Regions from separate parts of the Homo sapiens genome. Here region 2 is linked to region 1. The links are chromatin loops, found by intact Hi-C in ENCODE. Cell type or tissue: gastrocnemius medialis. All regions are shown on one strand. Each heading gives the region's core, and the rest is flanking DNA. Links, peaks and the distances in the headings are about the cores only.

The links. A loop is a pair of places that touch in the nucleus more often than their neighbours do. Peaks named below come from ENCODE experiments on the same cell type or tissue, not always from the same donor. Only the 100,000 strongest peaks of a DNase experiment are listed, where the experiment ranks them.
Region 2: a loop joins it to region 1, with 2.8 times the contacts of the local background. A loop is called at or near these places in 1 of 110 quality-filtered maps.

What each region holds. Positions count from the first base shown.
Region 1 is chr9:77,806,134-77,809,053 of GRCh38, reverse strand. All of the region lies in intron 3 of GNAQ (G protein subunit alpha q), which reads left to right. Among named protein-coding and RNA genes, the nearest start is that of GNA14, 160 kb to the right of the region's middle. In gastrocnemius medialis, for the core only: a CTCF peak has its summit at 1,399; a DNase peak (open chromatin) is centred at 1,543; H3K27ac peaks cover 2,426 bases.
Region 2 is chr9:77,730,733-77,733,652 of GRCh38, reverse strand. The region is part of intron 5 of GNAQ (G protein subunit alpha q); the gene reads left to right. Among named protein-coding and RNA genes, the nearest start is that of GNA14, 84 kb to the right of the region's middle. In gastrocnemius medialis, for the core only: no CTCF peak of the experiment used is centred there; DNase peaks (open chromatin) are centred at 1,482 and 2,172; H3K27ac peaks cover 1,249 bases.

The sequences.
Region 1 (2,920 bases), core at 91-2,590:
AGAGATAGGGTAACACATCCAGCTAACTTAGGGCCAGTCCTTCTTGAAGAGGAAGTACCTTGCTAAGAAGTTGCTGACTGATGAGTCAAATACTTGTACTCCAGGGTATATTGGTTTGGCCATTGTATCCATCCTCACTTTCCTCTGATAGTTTTTTTTGTTTTGTTTTGTTTTGTTTTGTTTTTTTTAAGTTTAAGCCTACTCCAGGCTTTTGAAGGCAGATAAGACCGTTGTATGGTGAAAATATTAGGTCAAGGTCCAGCTGGAATTCCCTCTGCTACTCACTACCTCGGGGGCATTGACTAAGCGTCACTTTCCTCAGACATAGATTATATGTGATACATAATCCTTAAATTCTCCTCCTAAATTCTGAAGTCCTTTGATTCTGTTGGAGTTGACTCCCTTTATCTGAGAAGTCATTATCCTATGCAGTCAAATGAAAACCTGGCACCTTAAAATTTACCTGGAAATGTAATGAACAGAGAAATTATTCTCTACATGATTAAATTACTAAAAATGCTATCTTTAACCAGCTCAGAAGAGGACATTGATCTTGCATATGTTTGCTCTTCTTCAGAGTGTCAATAATAACACAAAGTGTCATTCTTTTCACTTGAGTGACATATTTAATTCTCTTCCTGTTTTGTTATCTAGTGGGCCACATTTTCCAATCTTTGGTAAAACAACAAACAAAAAGCCCTGCATTTGTCTTCCTCGGTGAATGCTGATGATTCTAAGATGTGGTCTTTATTATTCCCCTTTCAGAAAGCTCTTAAAGATAAAAAGATAAGGCTTAGGTATGCTTAACTCTACTCTAACCTTCATTACAGAGAAGGAACAGGAAAAAGGGCTGGGTTTAGCCCCAGTTTATCATTTTTTCACTCTGCCTAAAGGGCAGGGTGGATGTGGGCAAGTCAGTTTGCTGTTTGCTCACATTTTATCAGGACGTTTATTTGGACTTTGAGTAGTTTGGCCTCTTCTTTGTAGGCCTTTCCACAGTCTTTACTCAGGATGATGATGTGCCTAGCTAAAGCCTATTACCGTAGAACAGGGATTAGCAAACCTGCAGGCCAAATTTGGCCTGCTGCCTATTTTTATAAATAAAGTTTGGTTGGAACATAGCCATGTTCGTTTGTTTATGTATTGTGTATAGCTGCTTTGGACCCAACGGGAGAGTCAGATAGTTGTAACAGAGATCATATGGTCCAAAAGTCCTAAAATATTTATATTTACTATCTGATTTTCATTCTCACACACACACAAATTCAAACCCCTCTTAGAGGTGAAGAATAACTATTAAAACACAGTAGCATTCTGCTTATGCTATTTAGATAAAACCTAGTTTAAGACTCTGATGCTCTGAATTAACCCAGAGATATCTTTTAGAGTACTGAGTGAAGCAATGGCCTGCATTCCTTCAGCAGTCCTCTAGAGATACTGCTTTGCACAATGAAACGTTTGGTAGGAAGTGAGCAACAGAAAGTTCTAGATCATATTTCCTGGACGTACCACTAAATGCCACACAAAGAATGTCTGGCATAAAAATGGCATGAATGACCAGAAATGTTCATTGAGTTGATTTGGCTTCTGAGTGCAAGGATTATGTGTCATGTGAGCTTGACTCATAGTGTCTGGTATGGTATGGTAGTATGTTGCAGCTGATGAGAGGGTTTCATAGGATTTAGCAATCAATTGAAGCAGAGATAGGAGTGACAGTCTTTTGTAAGAGGGCTAATAGAACATGCACATGATTATAAGACAACCCCATCCCACTTCCAGTCACAGGAGAGCCAAAGAATCTTGCTGTCTTTATGTAACCCATAAGGTCATTCAGCACCTTTTTTGACTCCCCACTTCCCAAGAAGCCTTGCTGACTCTGGTATTCTTGAGTTCATTATCAGGTTAAAGTCTTTTCAGTTGAAAATAATGAATTGAATTTTGATTTATAATTAGTTTACGTTAACTCATGTTAGCATGACCAGCTCTCCAGACCTGATCATCCTTGTCAAAATGAAAGTTCTAATCTCACAGAAGCAATATCCAAATTAAGGTGACATAACTGACATGACCATGGGAGACCCACTTAAATCAGTATGACCTATTTATTGCTCATTGCTCTTGGCTGCAATCACTGGAAGCTCTCTTTTGACCCATATTACATCTGCATTGTATTACGGTTATTTATAACACGTTTTTCTTCATTGCCAGACTATAATCTCCTTGAGGACATGATTTGTGTCCTTTTTTCTTTGTAGTTCACGCTCAGCCTAAGCCTAGTGCCTAGCTTACTGTAGACTTTCCGTAAAAGTTGTTGAATGAATGAGTGATAGAGGAAAAAGGAAGTTCTGTACCTTTCCTAATTTCTTCTCATCTGTCATCTGTCCTATTCTGCCTGTTCAAATCCCATTCTGTCTGCACAGAGTAACCCATCCCCACCTCTACTGCACACTATTCTCCAGTGACTACAGTTCATAATCATCTCTCCCTTCCTATTGCATTCATCATTAGCAGCTCACAATCTGGCACTTAATTGTTTCTTAATTGATTCATCGGTGCTCTCTTTGCTTCACAGGTAGCCTGAAATCCCTAAAGGCAAAGAAGGTATTTTAACATATATTGTGCCAGTTCTCTGTGCCAATCTCCCTCCATCTAACACACTGCATTAGAAATTAATGTATAACAGATTCCCAATAAATATGTGTAAATTAACTGAATTAAGCATCGCCATCCAGTTTCAAGGCAGGCAGACCAGAATTAAAAAGTAATCTTCAGCTATTTCTTGATATGTTTTAGAATTGTGTCAAAATTAACCAATAGCTTGGAAAGTTATCATATATAAAAGATGAATAAATTAACAAAGCCAAATAGGCAAATTGAAAAAGACTTCCTTCTTTCTTTTCTCTCTTTCTCTCTCATTGCT
Region 2 (2,920 bases), core at 102-2,601, 75 kb after region 1:
ACCGTTGGCAAACTAGGGATAGGACATCCTGTGCTGGGGATGGGAGGAAGGAGCAAGTCCAATGGGGCTTGGGAAAGAACTGCTTGGGGAAGTTGGGTTGACCTGGATATTGAAGGATAAGAAGTGGGGACAGCATTGTGGGCCACAAGTCAGGAACATGCAGTCATGTGGCAGTGGTGACATGGAATCTGTTTATCAGGAAAAAAGACCATTTGTGTAGGGGCTCAGATTAAAGACAGTGCCAAGCTGTGAATGCCAGGCCAGAATTTGTAGCTTCACCCTGTAGGCAGCCTTAGTCAATTACATGTTAACAGGGAAATGCATTAAAAAGCAATGTGTTCAGGATATCGGAGATCTTGAGAATTGATTTGAGATGTTAAATAAATATTAGAGGTATAAGACCCTTTGCTGATGGCTCAAACAGGGCTTTCACAGATAACTGGTCAGGGTAGAACACTCAGGGATCACACCATCCTGCTTGCAATTACAAAGCAGGGAGCAGGTACCCATCTTTCTCCCTCAGGGCCAAGGATTGGAGTGAATGTTTCCCAGTTTAGTGTTCTACCCTTTGGCTGGTTCCAGCCCATAGAAGGAATGACTTACCTATCAGTGTGGTCTAGGCGAGTCTGACATTTCCATGGCTTCATGTACCTGAAGCAGAGACCAACCAGGACACACACCATGGTCACTAGCTTACAGCCTGTCCTCAGCCTTTGTGGCCTCTTTGGTCCTCCCTTCTCTGTGGAAGTGGAGCCCAGGCAGGACCTACTTCTGGCAGCCCACCCTGTCCCTGCTCTCCCTGATCCAGCTCTCTCACCTGCACCAAAGCCACCCTTCATTGAGAGGGACAGTTGTTTCCAGCTCAGGAGAAGTGGTGGGTGAGGACAACTGGCAGTTGGAAGCCTCCTAGAGCCTCACACAGAGTCTAGGCCCAACCTGTTAACAAGGAGCCCTGTGTTAGGGGTAGTAAAACCTTTACTAGTATCCTGCCGGGTGCGGTGGCTCACGCCTGTAATCCCAGCACTTTGGGAGGCCAAGGCAGGCAGATCACTTGAGGTCAGGAGTTCATTACCAGCCTGGCCAACATGGTGAAACACTGTCTCTACTAAAAATACAAAAATTAGCCAGGTGTGGTGGCGGACACCTGTAGTCCCAGCCACTAGGGAGGCTGAGGCAGGAGAATCGCTTGAACTCAGGAGGCAGAGGTTGCAGTGAGCTGAGATCACGCAACTGCACTCCAGCCTGGGCAAGAGTGAGACACCATCTCGGTGGGGGTGGGCAGGGAGGGGGACCTTTACTAGTATCCTCTTTGTACATTTCCCAACTGGTCAAAACCCCAAAAAGAGGGCGTGATTACCACCACCCCCCAGACTGCCTTTAAACCTGTCTTCAGAGTAAACAAAACCTCCTTGTTTTATATTATGGGTCATACACGTGGCTCGTACATTGATCCCTCTTGAAACGTCATGCTCTGGCAGATTACTGCAAAGCAGGTGCCACAAAGTCTCCTGGGACGTGCTGTTCCCTCATAGATTTCAATTTTTACTGAGCAAAGTGGATTATGCCTCACACTCTGCACGTTCCACTACCTTATGAGTCATTGTGAAAATCTCATTTAGTCCATTTAGGATTTAGTCCGGGGCTTGATAACAGAGCATGTCGGTTTGTAACTGTTCTTCCATAAAGGAAAAATAAAGGCATAAGGAATTTTTACTATGGAAAACATCATATAGCATAGCATAAAGAATCTTAATTGGGGGGAAAAAAAGAAGTCTGCACAGAATCAAACTCTCGGCTGTATGTTTTGACTTGCACTTCTTATCATGAAAATGGGATAGAGCATCACCTCCCTTGTTGTCCTGGGCTTGGCAAGCTTTCTGTACCTTCCAGCTCAATGCGGTCTTGTTAGAAATGCAGACCCTCGGGCTCCACCCCATGCTGAAGTAGAAGCCTTGTTTTAAGACGACCCCATGTGATTCATAGCTACACTAACAGTGCTTCACAAAGTTGAGTGTGCATTCAAATCACCTGGAGGGCTTGTAAGAAGCAGATTCCTGGAGTGTCCCCTCAGAGATTCAATTTGGCAGGCCTGGTTGAAAGTTGATCTCATCTGCCAGTCATCTGCCCATTTTAGCTTTCCCCTGAGCTAGAAGCGCAGGCTTCAGTCCACATGGCACCTGGTGAATGGAGGTATGTCCTTGAGCAGCCCCAGACTGCATGCATGGGTGAGCTTCAGCAGGACCTGCCTCCAGAGCAGCCCCAGTGCAGCAGTACTGGGTGCAGATGGGCAGCACCCTGGGCAAGTTGTCTCTGGAACACAATGCTGGGCTCAGTCGGGCTCCAGTCCAGTCTGGAAATTGTTAATCAGAGAGACATGGTACACCTTCTTCTATATCAATGCAAAGTCAGGCTCACCCTCCCTGTCTCTGCGCATAGTCTAGTCACTTCCCCTCCCTGTCTCTGCACATAGTCTAGTCACTTCCCCTTGAAAGTCTCCAGCCAGAAAAGGCTCTACTAGGACCCCTTCCCTTGGAGCCCATCACGCCCCTTCTCAAGAATGCTAAATATAATAAGGCTTTCTAATAGAGACTTGCTGGGTTGATGCCCAGGTGAACATACCTCTTTAGATGGGGCTCCTCTGAAGACCACAGCATGACTTTCTAGAATTTCTCTAGTTATAAGTAAGGGGTTAAAAAGAAAAACACCACTCTCCCATCAGGGATGTCACTATCTAATTAACTTTCTTTAAATTTTTTTTTAATTATTTCAGTTCTTATTAAAGCCTTTGTCTTCAGTCCTGAAACATTCAGCCTATAAAATCTCAAGCTACAAGATATCATTTCTCAGTGTTATTTCCAGGGCTTAAAATCTTATCACTGGCTATGAGAACTAGTAAAAGGCCTATAGACAATAAAGGTAT